Regions from separate parts of the Homo sapiens genome. Here region 2 is linked to region 1. A link is an interaction called in ENCODE POLR2A ChIA-PET data of the cell type or tissue named here. Cell type or tissue: PC-9. All regions are shown on one strand. Each heading gives the region's core, and the rest is flanking DNA. Links, peaks and the distances in the headings are about the cores only. Region 1 holds the start of LOC124900707 (a long non-coding RNA gene). Region 2 overlaps PAICS (phosphoribosylaminoimidazole carboxylase and phosphoribosylaminoimidazolesuccinocarboxamide synthase).

Region 1 (8,333 bases), core at 269-8,268:
TAACAGTCTGGTTTTCAGTGATTGTTTATTTCATAGTTCCTCTCATGACAATGCCTGAGTAGTGGGCAGAATTAAAGTAACAAAAAAGACACATTTATCCACATAGTCAATTCACATGACACCTGAGATTGTCAAACAGGTGTGAGCAGTAAACTTAATTGTTGATACAATAAATCACACAAAATGTCCTAACAACCAGTCTCCTCTGAGTTGGCTGAAGGAAGCATTCGGAGGAGGTACCACAGGGAGAGCCTGTAGGGGCGAGGCCTTGGCCTTGGCCTTGGGTACCTGAGGACTGAGCACCATGCGTCGGACCCTGAGTCCTGCCCTGGCCTGGGTCCACTGTCTCATCCCAGATGGCTGTAGGGCATGTCTTCGAGGACAGTGCTTCGTCTGGACATAGAAACTGTAGCCCTCCTCTTCGTCACAGCCACCATTCTCCTCTTTCATCGCAGTTTCTCTTCCTAAGTTCCCCAGCCACCAGCCTGAGTTTGTTTTCTCTGGGGGGATTTCAAGTCAATTTCTTTACTAAGATGCACACTTTCATTCTAAAAGGCAACAGCATGATGCTGATTTTGCCAGGATGAACATATCTGTGACATACGTGATAGATACATTCTGCTTCCCTCCCTCCCTCTGCCTCTTCTCCCTCTGCCCTCCCCTGCCAACATCCCCCAGCTGTTGTAACTGCAGCTGGTCTGCTCTTCCTGGGCCCTGCTCCCTCTTCTTGCCTATGCATTTTCTCTGTTCCCTGTCCCTTCCTCTCGAATTGCCTCTTTAATTCTCAACTTCACTTCCTAACATTACTCTTTTCATTTCTCTGCTTTGCACCAGGCACCTTCTTTTTCCTGTTCTTATTCCTTTTTTTTTTTTTTTTTTCTTTCCATGTTCTCTTTTCTGTTTGTAGATATAATAGTCATTCCATCTTTGGACATTATTTCAATTCAGACTGTGATTACATTTTGCCTTATTCTTTTTTTGTCTCTTAAGCATCAGGATGGACCAACATGAGTATTATAACAAGGGCTCTAATGAAGTAAAACAGGCCAGGTGTGATGGCTCATGCCTGTAATGCCAGCACTTCGGGAGGCGGAGGCAGGAGGACTGCTTGAGTCTAGGAGTTCCCGACCAGCCTGAGCAACATAGCAAGACCCCACCCACCTCTACAAAAATTTTAAAAATTAGTTGGGCATGGTGGTGTGCATCTGTAGTCCCACCTATTTAGGAGGCTGAGGTGGGAGAATTCCTTGAGCCCAGGAGTTTGAGGCTGCAGTGAGCTATGATGGCACTACTGCACTTTAGCCTGGGCAACAGAAGGAGACCCCAACTCTAAAAAAATAAAATTTAATTTAAAAAATTTAAAATGAAGTAAAGTTTAAGTATATTCAATTTTTGTGTGTGTGATGATGGCAAAAATCCTAATTAAATGGTATTAGAGTGTTAGGCCAGGTCCTCCTTGGAAATTCATTAAAGAATTATCCTTTCCAGCGGGGTGCAGTGGTTCATACCTGTAATCCCAGCACCTTGGGAGCCTAATGCAGGAGGATCAGTGGAGCCCAGGAGTTTGAGACGAGCCTGGGCATCATGGTGAGACCCCGTCACTACAAGAAAATCTGAAAATTAGCCAGGTGTGGTGGTCGATGCATGTGGTCCTAGCTACTTGGGAGGCTAAGGCAGGAGGATCACTTGAGCCCAGGACATCCAGGCTGCAGTGAGCTATGATCATGCCACTGCACTCTAGCCTGTGCGACAGAAAGAGACCCTGTCTCAGAAAAAAAGGAATTATCCTTTCCACTGTAAGCACAAGAAATGTCCTCATCTCAGCATTGGTAAAAAGCAGACCCTCCCACCAGGACATGTCTCAATCTAAGGGGATTTAGAACAGTTTCCAGTTCTTGGCCAACACTCCTAGAGAAGGCTGGGCTGGGCGGACACAGGAACCATTCTTCTGCACAGGTCCCCACCCCCTCTCCCAAGGCTGCAGGGTGAAATGGGCCTGTTACCTTGTTATTCCATGTCCTCTTGTCTAACTCCATCCATTGGCTGTTCTAACCATGCCTGCTTATTGATTTGCTTAGAGTAGATAGATACTACCTGCCACTTCCTGTTGGACTTGTTTTTAGAAGACACCCTTTTCAGCCTTCTCCTCCCCACAACCCTTCCAGGCTGCTGACGCTGTACTTCCCTTGCTGAACTTGGCTTTTCATGTGTGCTCCTGTCCTGTGAGGCTGGGAGAGCCAGGCATACAAGCCCTTGCCTGGCTGTGCTCCTGACTTGGCATGCTGGGGTCCCCAGGGGGCATGTGGAGGGGACCCTTGGGCTTATCTCTATTATATCTCTGCAGTCTCACTGCCCACTGTGCAAGGCTGAGGGGGAGCTGGGCAAAGGTGGGTGGTTTTGGTACCGCTGAGTTCAAAGGGAGAGAAGACATTTCCCTCAAGGGATTCTTGCGCCAGGGAACATCATTGAAGTATTAGAAATACTCTGCCTCTTTATTTCTGCCCCTGGAAGAAAGAAGTACAAAGTCAAATTTATGAGCACCAGTGGAGTACAATGAAAACAACACTGAATGTTATTTTTAAAAGACCTGAGTTCAGATTCCTTTTGAGCCACTCATTCTTTCCGTAAGCTTGGGCCAGTCACCTCTCTCCACTGGGCCTCAGACATTTTTTGCAAAGTGAGGGGTTTGGAGTAGGTGATTGCTATGGCTTTTTGCAGCTCTGTGGGGTTAAATATTAGCCAGATTAGAGATAAATATCAGGCCAGGTGTGGTGGCTCATGCCTGTAATCCCAGCACTTTGGGAGGCCGAGGTGGGCGGATTGCTTGAGACCAGGAGTTTGAGACCAGCCTGGGCAACTTGTTGAAACCCCATCTCTACAAAAAATACAAAAGTTAGCTGGCTGTGGTGGTGCATGCCTGTAATCCCAGCTACTTGGAAGGCTGAGGTGGGAGGATCACCTGAGCATGGGAGAATCATCTGAACCTGGGAATTCAAGGTTGCAATGAGCCAAAATTGGGCCACTGCACTCCAGCCTGGGCAACAGAGCGAGACCGTGTCTCAAACAAACAAACAAACAAACAAACAAACAGAGAAAGATGAACATTTCAGAAAATATATTCTTTGAGGAATATAATGACTATGTAACCCAAGGACCTAGGTCTAGAGCAGTGGTTCTCAGCTGGGGGCAATTTTACCCCCCAGGGGACTTTGGGCAACTTCTGGAGACATTTTTGCTTTTCTAATCTGGCCTTCCTCTACTTGCAAATACTATTTAATCTTCCGAATTTCTACCCCATTTTCCCCTCCCTTTTCCCTGTCCTTCTAGCCACCACTCACCAGTAGTCAGTCCCTCCCTGGCTTTTCCCCATTTGGTTCCTCTGTCTCCTTTGTCACGGTTAGGTGGCCACAGCAAGGCAAAGAGGACGTCCAGATTGTTCCTATCCTTTATAGGGTTTTAGTATTGATCATGGAAAGACTTGCTGGCCCTGGGGCCTTCTTTGCCTTGGCAGCGACCCAGTGTGGCAGAATGCAATGTTCTGGTTTGGGGTCTCAAGCTAAGGGCTGGTGAGGAAGGCTGCGGAAGTATAAATCTTCAAAGTGAATATGTCCCAAAGGGGCTGGAGAGTTGCACCAACCTTTAGGGTCTTGATTTCCCTCAGTGGTTCCTACATTTCATGTAACTGTTTTCTATAATTTTTTTTGCACTTTTAAGAGACTTTTTATGTAAATGAATTTATAGGTTAATGAAAAATTTTTGTCATAACATATATCCCAACTTTTGGTTCAGAAAATGTGGCCACCATGCCCACTGGGAAATGTTGGGATCTCCATGAAAGAGGTGGCTGGATGAAAAAGCTCATGGCTTGAAGGTGGGAAAGAAAAAAAAAGAAAAGAGAAGAAAGTGGAAAACAAATTAACTTATTACAGGATGGCATCATGGTTTCCTGGCATGGTGTTGAGTCTAGAAATCAGTTGTGCACAAGGTATGCCTCAGTGCTCACTAGACATGCTGGAGAACCTGGTTGTGGTGGTTGTGAACTGCTTCACTGCTTCAGAATGTCTTTCTTCTGTTTCTCTCCAGCAACAGTTGGGCAAGAATATCAAGTTTGGGCAGCGGTCACCCAATGCCATTCCCATGAATAAGGCAAACAGTGGAGAGGCTAGCTTAGAAGAGGATCTGTTCCTGACCAGTCCCATGGAAATTGTGACTCAGCAGGACATCGTCCTCTCAGACGCAGAGAACAAGGTAAGTCTCCTCCAGGGAATGACTTGATGGCTCATAAACCAGGGCAGGACATTGGGCCTCCAGTAACCCTGGGGTCTGCAGCAGGGGAATTAGAGGGAGGAGCTTTTCTCATGAGTAGCTCAGGGCTTGAGGGCACTTCCTGGTAGGTGTCCTGACCTGTAGCCAGTGAAGAGGACAGGGAGGAAGAGGAGACAAGCCCTTTGCAGGCGGTCTTCCCAGTGTCTTTCACTTACCCTTCAAGGCTTATGCCTACCTCTTCTGGGAAGCCGTACCTGGCCTCACCCCAAGCTGTACTGTCTTCTTGTGCCTTTGCTGTGTGTCTTTACCATTTTTCACACGTCTGTTCTCCCTATCTATGTCCATGTAACTGTTTTCTCTCCATCTCTAAACATGGGATTCCTTGAGAACAAACTGGGTCTGACACATCTTTGTCTCCCTAGGACTGAGCCACTGCCTGCTTTGCAGTACTGCCTAATTATTTGTCCAAGTGGACTAATTTAAAGGGAAATGAAAAAAGAAATGCGTAGGGGCTCCATGAGATAGAAGACATCAAACAGGCCAACTTGAAGAGTACCTAGTCTGGAAAGAAAGTCACATTCCAGCACCATCCTGTCTAAATTTGATCTCTTGACACTTTGAGCATATCCTGAAATGAGAGTTCTTCCAAAGCAGCAGAAAAGATGCCCTTAGACCTCTTAGGGAAAAAGGAGCAAAGTCCAACCAGTAGCGAGTCAGGAATTCTCTAGGTGAGGCACTGGGGTTTCACTTTAAAAAAAAAAATGAAAAAACAAACAAAAAAAAAACCCATTCTCTAGGCTCTGCCTATCAAGACCCCTGGAATTTTGTTGGGTGTTATTAAAATGGGCATGTCTCAGAAGAAATCATGCATTATCAACTGATGTGTCATGAGAGTAGTGAGAAAGACGAGTGATTTGCAGAGGCAAGTGAGGAAGGGATGTGAAAAAGGACATTCCTCCCCTGTTGCCCATTGTGACACCTGGCACCCACGCATTGACACCCTTTGTGTGGTAGGTCAAGCAGGGATGGGCCCATCTCTCCCGGCAGCTCTAAAATTGCTCTTCCCAACCTCTCCAGTGCTAGGCAGAAGCAACAGCCATCGCCTTGGTGCAGGGGTATCCTGAGATCTGAAGCAAATGTCCTCACAGTTATTGATGAGCTCATAAGTGCTGGGCACTGTGGCCTGGGGGATTGTTTGTTCAGCAGGCTCTGTCTCAGATATGGGTATTACAGAGGTGAGCAAGATTCTACAAGGGGCCCCCCATCTCTGTAGTTTACACCCTAATGAGAGGGTGTAACAAACAACAAACAAGTCAACCAGTATATAAATAGAATCATTTCAGATCAAGAAAAATGCTGGCTGCACAGAAAATAAAACAGGGTAATGGAAAAGTGAGTAACTTGGTGGTGGAGAGGTCTCTTATTTGGGTGAGGAGTGTAGCAGGACCCTAGTGGGAGCAAGGGGAGGGTAGAGAGAGGTGCCAAGCCGGATTGTATAGACCATGGGAAAAGGGTAAATTCTATTTGGAAGATAATAGGAAGCCTCTGAGTAATTTTAAGCAGAGCAGTGACATAATCTGATTTGTATTTTCTGAAGATTCTTCTAAGTGTGGTGTGGAGAACAGACGGAGGTAGGGCAAGCTGACATGGTTGCTCTGGAAGGGAAGAAAAGACTCTTTTGTAAGAAATGGCAATACAGGATAGATGGTGTCGCAGGGGCCAGGCAGTATGGCTCATACCTATAATGCCAGCACTTTGTGAGGCTGAGGTGGGAGGATCACTTGATGCCAGGAGTTTGAGAACAACCTGGGCAACATTTTGTAGAGACCTCATCTCTACAAAAATTATAAAATAGGCTGGGCGTGGTGGCTCATGCCTGTAATCCCAGCACTTTGGGAGGCCGAGGTGGGCGGGTCACCTGAACTCAGGAGTTCGAGATCAGCCTGGCCAATATGGTGAAACCCCATCTCTACTAAAAATACAAAAATTAGCCGGATGCGGTGGCGCATGCCTGTAATCCCAGCTACTCGGGAGGTTGAGGCTGCAGAATAGCTTGAAGCCAGGAGGCAGAGGTTGCAGTGAGCTGAGATCACGGCACTGTACTCCAGACTGGGCGACAGAGCAAGACTTTGTCTCAAAAAAAATATATATATATAAAGTAAAAAGTTAGCCAGACGTGGCACATGCCTCTAGTCCCAGCTACCTGAGTGGCTGAGGCTTGAGCCCAGGAGTTCTAGGCTACAGTGAGCTGTGACTGTACAGCTGTACTCCAGCCTGGGAGACAAAGTGAGACCCTGTCTCAAAAAAAAAAAAAAAGAAAAAGAAGATACCACTATAGGAGGCATAGTGGGCCATATGAAAGGTACAAATGACCTCTGGGGGTCTCCTGGGCATGCCTAGGACATGGGGGTGTGAATCTTTAGCCTTTTTCTTCTCCCTTTCTGCTGTTTTCTTGGCCCCTCCCTGGTCTTTCACCTTCTCAGCCCAGCTCTTTGCATGTGGAGTTGGTAGGCCTTCTTTCTTCTCACTCATTGCTTAGATGGGGGAGGTGTGGCTGGAGAAGGGGAGAGGCAGCCAGCAAGGCCAAAAGCATTGAGGTTGGAGGCCATGTATGAGACACAGCCCTGCACCCCAGGGAAAGTGGCTGTTGAGCTACTCACATTCTGTCAGGCAGTGGAGAAAAACACAAATGACCGAGACTGGGGACTACCCAGGTGGGAAACACATTGAACTCGGGGAGAGGCTGGTGCACCCTCTGTGTCTCAGGTAGTGCTGGTGGAGTTTGGATATTAGCATAGTCTCCACTGGGACACCTGCTGGCTCTCTGAGGCCAGCTGCACCCCTGTGTAGAGGAGGGGGTGACCCTACCCAGGCACAGACAGTGTCTGGTTATTTGCCCAGAACTTCCTGTTCAGGCCTTTGACTTGAATGCTCTCTTACTGTTCCAGTCCAGTGATACGCCAAGTTCTCTAAGTCCTCTGAATCTCCCTGGAGCTGGAAGTGAGATGGAAGAGAAGGTAATATGATTTGAACTTATTTATTTGGCTTCTTTCCTTACTTAACTTTCATCTTCCCCCCCCCTTTTTTTTTTTTGCGACCTGCTGCCTCATTTTCCATTCATAAATGTTGCCTTCATATATTTAAATTCCTTCAGAATGCCACTAGTGACAGATGTTGGAGCATCTGTTTCCATGGCAAGGCAACTGCTGGAACTGAACTCTGCTCTGAAAACTAGCCATACTCCCAGCATGCCTGTGTTTGGGGTCCTAGAAGTTGGTAGCTTTCCTCAAAGGATCATGTACTTCAAGATCCTGTTAATTGATTGAAAAAGGCATTCCAGAATATCCAGTCTGTAAGGAAACGAGTCCTCTTATATTTAGAGAGGCAAAACAAAAACAAAACAAAAAAGCACTTTAGCATTTCTCTACTTTTATGTTGTTTTTTAAACTTTTCTGTGTCCTTTTTTTTAAACCTGGGACTTTACCTGCAGGAGTGTAAGAACCCTGTGGACTCTTCTCCCCGGGCACCTCTTCTGTAGGAGCCGATCTGCCCCATTGAGGACCTTTCATCTGCACAAGGGGCCAGGCATTCTCCCAAGGCCTGGCAGACAGTATAGGAAGCAGGATCTGCTCCTGAAGAAGGGGATGGCTCAAGACAGTGCTGCCGCCCAGACAATGAGGAAGCCAGCTGGGATAGCTAGAAACAAAGCACAGCACTTAAATCTCAGCATCAAGTGCTTATCTATGTCTTCAATCTGTCACATTTGGCTCCGACTCCTTTTTCTCATGCATCTATTAGGGGATGGAAACAAATGTTTCATTCAGCAATAGCTTAGAATCTCATGCCCATTATAAAGATAACCATAAATAAATGAAAGCTAGAAGGCCAAAACTTGATTTTTCTGTGCTTCTTGTCATAAATTAATATATACTGAGCATCCATTTTGCTTTTAGAGCTAGCTGCTTGGTCTTTCATCTTTTGTGCATATAGAAGATAATTGCAAAAAGCAAGCCCATCTGCTAAACCTCACCACTCCATGCCTACAGCAGAAACAAACAAATAAACCC
Region 2 (8,333 bases), core at 181-8,180, 150 kb after region 1:
TTGATATGTGTCAAGTATATTAAGTCTTTGAGCCCTCCAACCTGGTCCAGTGGACTGGCTTCTCTCTAGGCATCCTGTACTGCTGTTGTCTTAGGATCCCCCTTTACCATAATTTTGGAGACTCATTTTGCCTTTCTCTAGGCTTGGATCTCCCATGTTTTCCCCTTACTTGGTTTATTTTTATTTTGTTGGAGTACATTCTTGAACTTGGGGGCAAAAGAATACAAAAGGTAAATTTTGATACCTTGTGTATCTAAAATGTGTATATTGAAGCCCTATACTTGATAGTTTAGAAATAGAATCCTATGCTGAAAATCATTTTGCTTTGGAATTTTGGGAGCATTATTACTCCACTGTCTCCTAGCATCCACAGTTGAGGACTCCATTGCTTTTCCACCAGTCTGATTCTAGGTTTCTTATGAATTTTGTTTCTCTCTGGAATCTTTCAGGATCTTTTGTCTGTTTTCATTGTTCTTAAATTTTACACAGATGTGATGTGCTGAGTCTGTTTTCATTATGGACTTTCGGTGAGCTCTTTTAATCTGAAATTCTGATTTCTTAGTCCCCATTTTCCTTGAATTATTTAATTTTCATACCCCTCCATATTCTCTCTTCTCATTTTTGAATTTGAATAAATTTGGGCTTCCCTTGATTTCTATTCTACTTGTTTGTCTTGTTGGTATACTTTCTGGAATATTTCCTAAATTTTACATTCCAACCCTTCTATTGAGTTTTTCTTTTTTTTCTTGAGACGGAGTCGGGCTCTCTTGCCCAGGCTGGAGTGCAATGGCGCAATCTCAGCTTACTGCAGCCTCCGCCTCCCAGGTTCAAGCGGTTCTCGTGCCTCAACCTCCTGAGTACCTGGGATTATAGGTATGCACCACCACGCCTGGCTAATTTTTGTATTTTTAGTGGAGATGTGGTTTCACCATGTTGGCCAGGCTGGTCTCGAACTCTTGACCTCAGGTGATCTGCCTGCCCTGGCCTCCCAAAGTGCTGAGGTTATGGGCGTCAGCCACTGTGCCCGGCCTTCATTTTGGATACAGGTGTTTTTTGTTTGTTTTGACACAGGGTCTTGCTCTGTTGCCCAGGTGGGAGCACAGTGGCATGATCATATCTCACTGGACCCTTGAACTCCCCGGGCTCATGTGATCCGCCCACCTCAAACTCCCAAGTAGCTATGACTACAGGCCCACACCATCACACCTGGTTAATTTTTTTACTTTTTGTAGAGATGGGCACTCCGTATGTTGTCCAGGCTTGTCCTGAACTCCTGGACTCAAGCAATCTTCCCACCTCAGCCTCCCAAAGTGTTGGGATTGGGTAGGAACCACTGCCTCTGGGGTTTTTTTTTTTTTTTTTACACAATGTTTTTATATTTCTTTTGGTTTTTGTTTTCTGGGTTTTTGTTGTTGTTGTTGTTTGTGTTTGTATGTTTTTAAATTTCCAAAAGCTCTTTTTTGTTCTCTGGAGATGATTATAGTCTGTTGCATATAGTTACTTTCTTCAGCTGTCTGGTAATCCTTGGCTGTTTGCGCTTTTAAGAGTGGAATACTATAAAAAACAATTGGAAACTTCAAGTGGGTGGTCCGTGTCAAAATTGGGCTTCACTGTGGGGTGTATCTGGTAGGGATTGTTCTTCAAACAACCCCTCACATTAGTGTCTAGGTATTTTCTTAAGTGTTGACCAGAATTACTCAGAGAACAAAAGTTGTCTGTGCCTGGCGTCCCCTAGTTCAAAGACGCCAAGACTGAAGTCTGTTTTACCTTCAGAAAAATTAAAGGCCTGGCTTGGTGGCTCATGCCTATAATCCCAACACTTTGGGAGGCAGAGATTGGTGGATTGCCTGAGCTCAGCCTAGGCAACCTGGCGAAACCCCATCTCTACCATAAATACAAAAATTAGCTAGGCATGGTGGCACACGCCTGTGGTCCCAGCTACTTGGGAAGCCAAGGTGGGATGATCACTGGAGCCTGGGAAGTTGAGGCAGCAGTGAGCCGTGATTGCACCACTGCACTCCGGATGACAGAGCGAGACCGTGTCTCAGAAAAAAATAATGTTTAAAAAGAAAAAAATTGCTACAGTGCTTTAAAGAGGCAGTTACTCAGGTAGATGGAGTGGGGAAGGAGATTTGAGGACCTAGCTTCTTCTTAGACTTCGAGTCAGTCATCTTCTTCTTAGTCCCTATTCCCTTCCAAAGGTATCTGGTGCCACTAATTTAGTCAGTCACCCTTTGGGGGAGTTCTGTAATGTCAGTCATGTTGCTTCTCATCTTTCCCTGCTTTCAGTTTAGAATTAAGTTTTTTTTTTTTTTTTTTTTTAAATGGAGTTTCGCTCCTGTTGCCCAGGCTAGAATGCAATGGCGCAACCTCCGCCTCCCAGGTTCAAGCGATTCTCCTGCCTCAGCCTCCCAAGTAGCTGAAATCACAGGCATGCACCACCATGCCAGCTAATTTTGATTAAGTTTTCTTGGTCTGCTAACTTAGCTACCACTGTGTTTGCCTTTCAGTTGCCAAAATGTTACTGCTGTTATCTGGCCTTGTGTGTTCATGCCTATTTCCTTTACTGTTTTTATAGGCTCTGAGAATTAAATTTTGTGCCTAAGCTATCTTTAACAAGATGTGATTATACAAATGTCTCAAGCTAAAAATCAGCGGCTACAAATAAAGCTGTAACCAAATTTATGCCAGAGGAATTGTATAGATACCCATGGAGCTTACAAAAGGGGAGCATGATAAGCAAAAAATTGGCAGTTTTTATAGTAGTGTTGTTTCAGGAGTGACAAATAATCTGGAAGACTTGTACATAATGATCACTAGAATTGGGGATAATCTTTTGAGGAGTAGTTTTACAGTAACCTGTGTAAAATCCTGAAGACCGCCCATATTTCTCATCTCTGATGTCATGCTCACTAGATAACTTTTTTTTTTTTTTCTGCAATTTAAGCTATTCTTTTACCAGAAAGGGAGTCCTGGGCAGGAGGCACAGGTTATTTCAAATATTAGAGTGGAGCACTCTACCTAGCGTGCTAACAATAGTGGTTGACATTCTTGGAGCACATACTGTGTACCAGGCAATGCTCTAAGCACTTTATCTATGTTATTAACTCATTGAAGTGTCACATCAGGTAGCTACTAGTTAAAATTCCCTTCTCACAGAAGAGGAGAATAAATTAACGTGAAGTAACTTGACCAATACCACATATTAAGGGGTGGAGCTCCATAAAATAACGTATTAATACAAATTAGTAAATTGGCCTTGTGATTTGTATTTGACTCTGTTCTTGTGGATAATGGGAGTCAAAGAGCCTGATGAATTCCAAGAATATCGGGAAAATCGAGCTTTTGGAACTATAGCAAACACTAGACATAATAGTACCCCTGATTCTAGCAAACACTAGACATAATAGTACCACCTCAAGACACTCTGCCTGAGCAGACATGTGGCCCCTAGGATGTTACTTTTTTATTCTGCTGTCTTGGATCTTATTAATATTTATTTATAACTTGACATTTCCTAAAATTATTCTACGGATTTGACTTTTACTGCTCAAAAATATTAAAATAGTTCAAATGCAGATAGAAAGATTAGCTAGAAAACTGTCAAAACAACATAGCTCAAGTTTGTCTAAGAACAGGTACTTTTGTACTCTTACCTTGACCCTTATTTTGCTTCAGTTGTTCTTCGCCAGGGATTGAAAGGGATAGTGTATGTGAACAGAAGTTTCAAAAAGATAAGTTTCTTTGTAAGTGAGTTCTATAAGAAGGGTGATAGATGATATATATAAAATATCTCTTCATGGCAGGTAATACTGACTGCTTTTCCTCTTGTAATCACTTTACCACTCCGGTATTAAAGACAGTTGTACAGATTCTACTTTAGATTAGAATAATGCAGTAGCTTTTTATTTTCTGTGGCAGGACTGCTCTGAGTATAAAATTTTTTGTAAGGTTGTATTTTCATTACTAATTGAGCTCAATTTTCTGTCTTTTCCTTGCTGAACCAATAGGTCTTGGCTGTTCAACCGTACTTTCTCCAGAAGGATCAGCTCAATTTGCTGCTCAGATATTTGGGTTAAGCAACCATTTGGTATGGAGCAAACTGCGAGCAAGCATTTTGAACACATGGATTTCCTTGAAGCAGGCTGACAAGAAAATCAGAGAATGTAATTTATAAGAAAGAATGCCATTGAATTTTTTAGGGGAAAAACTACAAATTTCTAATTTAGCTGAAGGAAAATCAAGCAAGATGAAAAGGTAATTTTAAATTAGAGAACACAAATAAAATGTATTAGTGAATAAATGCTTCTCTAGATCCATATTAATAAACATGAGCATCTAACCCCTCCTTTCTTAGGCTAGACACCAAGATATTTCAGCCAGCCTTTATCATTCCTCTTACTTTATCCTTTTTCCTTAAGTATTGGTGGTCACTACTATTGAGTTTCTTCCTTAACACTGATTAAATGATCTTAACTCCCTCAGCTAAAACTGGCATTACTGACTCCCAGCTATATTTCTCCAGACTTGCATTTTTTTTTTTTTTTTTGAGACAGGGTCTCACTGTCGCCCAGGCTGGAGTGCAGTGGCGTGATCTCAGTTCACTGCTGCTTTCCCTCCTGGGCTCAAGCAGTTCTCCCACCTCAGCCTCTCGACTAACAGGGACTATAATCTTGCAGCACCATGCCGAGCTAATTTTATTTTTTGTAGAGATGAGCTCTCACTATGTCACCCAGGTTCGTCTCAAACTCCTGAACCCTAGTAATTCTCCTATCTCAGCCTCCCAAAGTGCTAGGGTTACAGACATGAGCCACTGTGCCTGTCTAGACTTGTACTTTCAACTGTCCATTTCTCCCTGTCTGTCCCATGGGCACTCATGAAAAAACAGAATGCTCCCAACTTTATTCATCTTCCAAGCCTGTAGCTCTTGGTATACTCACTGTTGCAAGTCAGAAGCTTGATTTCATCATTGATGTTTTTCTCACGTTTCACATCTCACTCATCACCAAGTCATGTTGGTGTTAATTTCTGATTAACCCTTGAATTTACCGTCTTCTCATCCTCTGTACAAAAGCCTCAAGTGAGGGTCAAATTCAACATTATCCTGATCTAGACAGCCCCCATTCTCAATCCACCCTTTTCCAAGTTGATTGCCCAAGGACTTCTAACAATAAACTCTCTTTTGCACCACAGACTTCTTTGAAAATATACATGCTGTTGACCCTCTCTGTAGAAAACCGCACACATAAAACTTACCAACAGATTTCATTGGTTCTTGGGTTCTCCCGAAGCCTATCCATGGTTTATAGATTAAGAATTGATGAGGTAGCTGGGCACAGTGGCTCACACCTACGATCACAGCACTTCGGGAGGCTGAAGCAAGCAGATCACTTGAGGTCAGGAGTTTGAGACCAGCCTGGCCAACATGGTGAAACCCTGTCTCTACTAAAAATACAAAAAGTAGCCAGCCGTGATGACAGGCACCTGTAATCCCAGCTACTCGGGAGGCTGAGGCATGAGAATTGCTTGAACCCGGGAGGCGGAGGTTGCAGTGAGCCTAGATCATGCCACTGCACTCCAACCTGGGCAGCAGAGCAAGACTCTGTCTCAAAAGGGGAAAAAAAAAATTGCTGATGTGACCCATGAAGGGAACTCATTTTCCTCGTAATTTTGGACTGCCACACATTGGTACCTTTAGTTCTCTGAAGGCCCACGTTTTTATCATTAAGACCTATTTGTTAGCTAGTAGAGCTTTATGTTCGCTGTCCATGAAACCTTCTGTAACCACAGTGACTACAAGTAGTTCTTTCTCTATTGAATTATTAGGTCCAGAATAGAAGATGTCATTGTACACTTTATTTCCCTCACACTGTGTTATGCTCTGATGTGCTATGCTTAGCTATCTGTCAGAGATTAGTAAATTATAAAACTCATGTGTACTACTTAAGTTTATATCTTATGCTAGTTTATAAGAACAATTAAAAGGACTTAGAAGATTAACTTTGGTTTCATGGTCTCTGAAGTCACTGACTGCTATTTCAGCTTGTTTACCCTTACCTAGCATTAAGACTCCATCTACTTCTGTGCAGTATATGAAAATTTTTAAACTTTCATTTAGACTGGTGGATAGGACTGACCATTACAAATTGTCGTTATCAATTTTTTTTCCTTTTTTTTTTTAAGAGCCAAGTTCTCACTGTCTCCCAGGCTGGAGTGCAGTGGCATGATTATGGCTCCCTGCAGCCTTGAACTCCTGGACTCAAGCTGCAGCCTCTCGAGTAGCTGGGTGCATGTGCTACCACACCCAATTATGAATTTCATCATTAGTTTCTTAGTAGAGTCCACATGTCCTCAGTAGTAAGTTCATCAGTGCTAAATATTTGAAGGTATTTCTACTGTTTTGTAAAAGTAACTTAAGCCTACCTGGTCTGCTATCTTTTGAGTATTTATACTTTCTACGGGCTTGTAGGTAAACATAAAAAGAGAAAAAATATCCCAATAATACAGTTTTTAACCTTTTATGATAAAGACATGCTTAGAATTGCTGTTAAGCTTTCTGAGATTTAACCACTGAAACTAAGTAAAAGACAAAGCACTTAGGTAAAGCTTCATTCAGTATCCATTCACCCAATACTGGTTTGATTCTAGGGCCTAGGAAAATAGGACTGAGCAAAGCCCTTGTCCAGATGGAACTTATGTTTTAGAGGGGAAAACAAACCATAAAAAGGTAAACAGTATAAAATCAGGAAAGGATAAATGTATATGAAGAATCAAAATGAGGACGGTGATGGGGATAAGAGGGGAAGGTTTTTGAGGAGAGCAGAGCAATGATGTAAAAGCAAGACACACAGATAGGGAAATAGCTTTCCATACTAAGGGAATGGGAAATAAAGCTGAGTTTTGCCTTGAGGACCTCCAAACATGAGAATTGCTAGAGCTCTGTGAACAAGGATGAGAGTGGAAGACAATATAAGCAAAGGCTACATCACTTAGGGCCTATAGGCCACACTGAAGTGTGACAGGAAAAACTCAGTTTGAGCAGAGGCTTGACATACTTAACATATTTAAAGGTTCTCTGGCTGTTGTGTGGACAAGAGGAGAAGCAGAGATTAGTTAAGAGGCTATTGTAGCCCAGGTGAGGGATGATGTATGATCTTCAACATGTCTAATTTTTTTGTGCCTCAATTTCATGAAATGAAAATGCGACTAATACCACCTCATAAAGTTGTGAGAATTACATGAGTCAATATATGTAAGGCCCATCATGGCACACAAATGTGTTATGTAATATCCATTTGGCAGACTGAAGAACAACAGTATGAATGGAATTCATTCACCATGAGAATTACCTGGAATTCTCTGGGCATGGTAGCTCATGCCTGTAATCCCAGCACTTTGGGTGGCCGAGGCAGGTGGATCACCTGAGATCAGGAGTTCGAGACCAGCCTGACCAACATGGAGAAACCCAGTCTCTAATAAAAATACAAAACTAGCCGGGCATGGTGGCACATTCCTGTAATCCCAGCGACTCAGGAGGCTGAGGCAGGAGAATCGCTTGAACCTGGGAAGCGGAGGTTGTGGTGAGCCGAGGTTGCGCCATTGTACTCCAGCCTGGGCAACAAGAGCAAAACTCTGTTTCAAAAAAAAAGAAAGAAAGAAAATTACCTGGAATTCAATATTGCCATCGGCTGATTTAATTTCTAATATGAAGAAAGGGGCAGTGTGATGTGCCACGGAGCATCCACAACCTGCCATTTCAGCCCAGCCAACCTTAGAAAGCCATTGAAAAGAGTTGTTTTTAATGGTGTTTTTACATCCAGCTTCCCACACCTCAAATACTTGGGGTGGAATTGTTAATCTCACATTGCAGTACAATGAAAATAGTGGAATGGAAATCAAGTTATAAAATGGAGCTAAATATTTCTTCTGCTTGCCTCTGAGTTGATAAGATACCATAAGATACTGTACATGAGGCTGGGCGCGGTGGCTCACGTCTTATTTCTTCTGCTTGCCTCTGAGTTGACAAGATACCATAAGATACTGTACATGAGGCTGGGTGCAGTGGCTCACGCCTGTAATCCCAGCACTTTGGGAGGGTGAGGTGGGCAGATCACCTGAGGTCGGGAGTTCAAGACCAGCCTGACTGACATGGAGAAACCCCCTCTTTACTAAAAATACAAAATTAGCCAGGCATGGTGGTGCATGCCTATAATTCCAACTACTCGGGAGGCTGAGGCAGGAGAATCGCTTGAACCTGGAAGGCAGAGGTTGTGGTGAGCTGAGATCGAACCATTGCACTCCAGCCTGGGCAACAAGAGCGAAAATCTGTCGCC

Evidence for each region. ChIA-PET counts read pairs that join two places held together with the same protein. Peaks named below come from ENCODE experiments on the same cell type or tissue, not always from the same donor. Only the 100,000 strongest peaks of a DNase experiment are listed, where the experiment ranks them.
Region 2: POLR2A ChIA-PET joins it to region 1 with 8 read pairs; 2 of 35 experiments call an interaction of 5 or more read pairs at or near these places.

What each region holds. Positions count from the first base shown.
Region 1 is chr4:56,303,452-56,311,784 of GRCh38, forward strand. CRACD (capping protein inhibiting regulator of actin dynamics) reads left to right here. Exons shown (of 11, transcript NM_001393381.1): 5 at 4,084-4,248; 6 at 7,215-7,283. LOC124900707 (a long non-coding RNA gene) reads left to right here and starts at 7,295. Exons shown (of 2, transcript XR_007058127.1): 1 at 7,295-7,618; 2 at 7,757-8,157. RefSeq lists an enhancer at 6,886-8,085. In PC-9, for the core only: no CTCF peak of the experiment used is centred there; a DNase peak (open chromatin) is centred at 4,130.
Region 2 is chr4:56,455,362-56,463,694 of GRCh38, forward strand. It overlaps PAICS (phosphoribosylaminoimidazole carboxylase and phosphoribosylaminoimidazolesuccinocarboxamide synthase), which reads left to right. Exons shown (of 9, transcript NM_001079524.2): 9 at 4,011-8,333. The coding sequence ends at 4,177. LOC124900706 (a long non-coding RNA gene) reads right to left here. Exons shown (of 2, transcript XR_007058126.1): 2 at 5,949-7,632. Among named protein-coding and RNA genes, the nearest start is that of SRP72, 8.1 kb to the right of the region's middle. RefSeq lists an enhancer at 3,637-4,836. In PC-9, for the core only: no CTCF peak of the experiment used is centred there; no DNase peak of the experiment used is centred there; H3K27ac peaks cover 1,871 bases.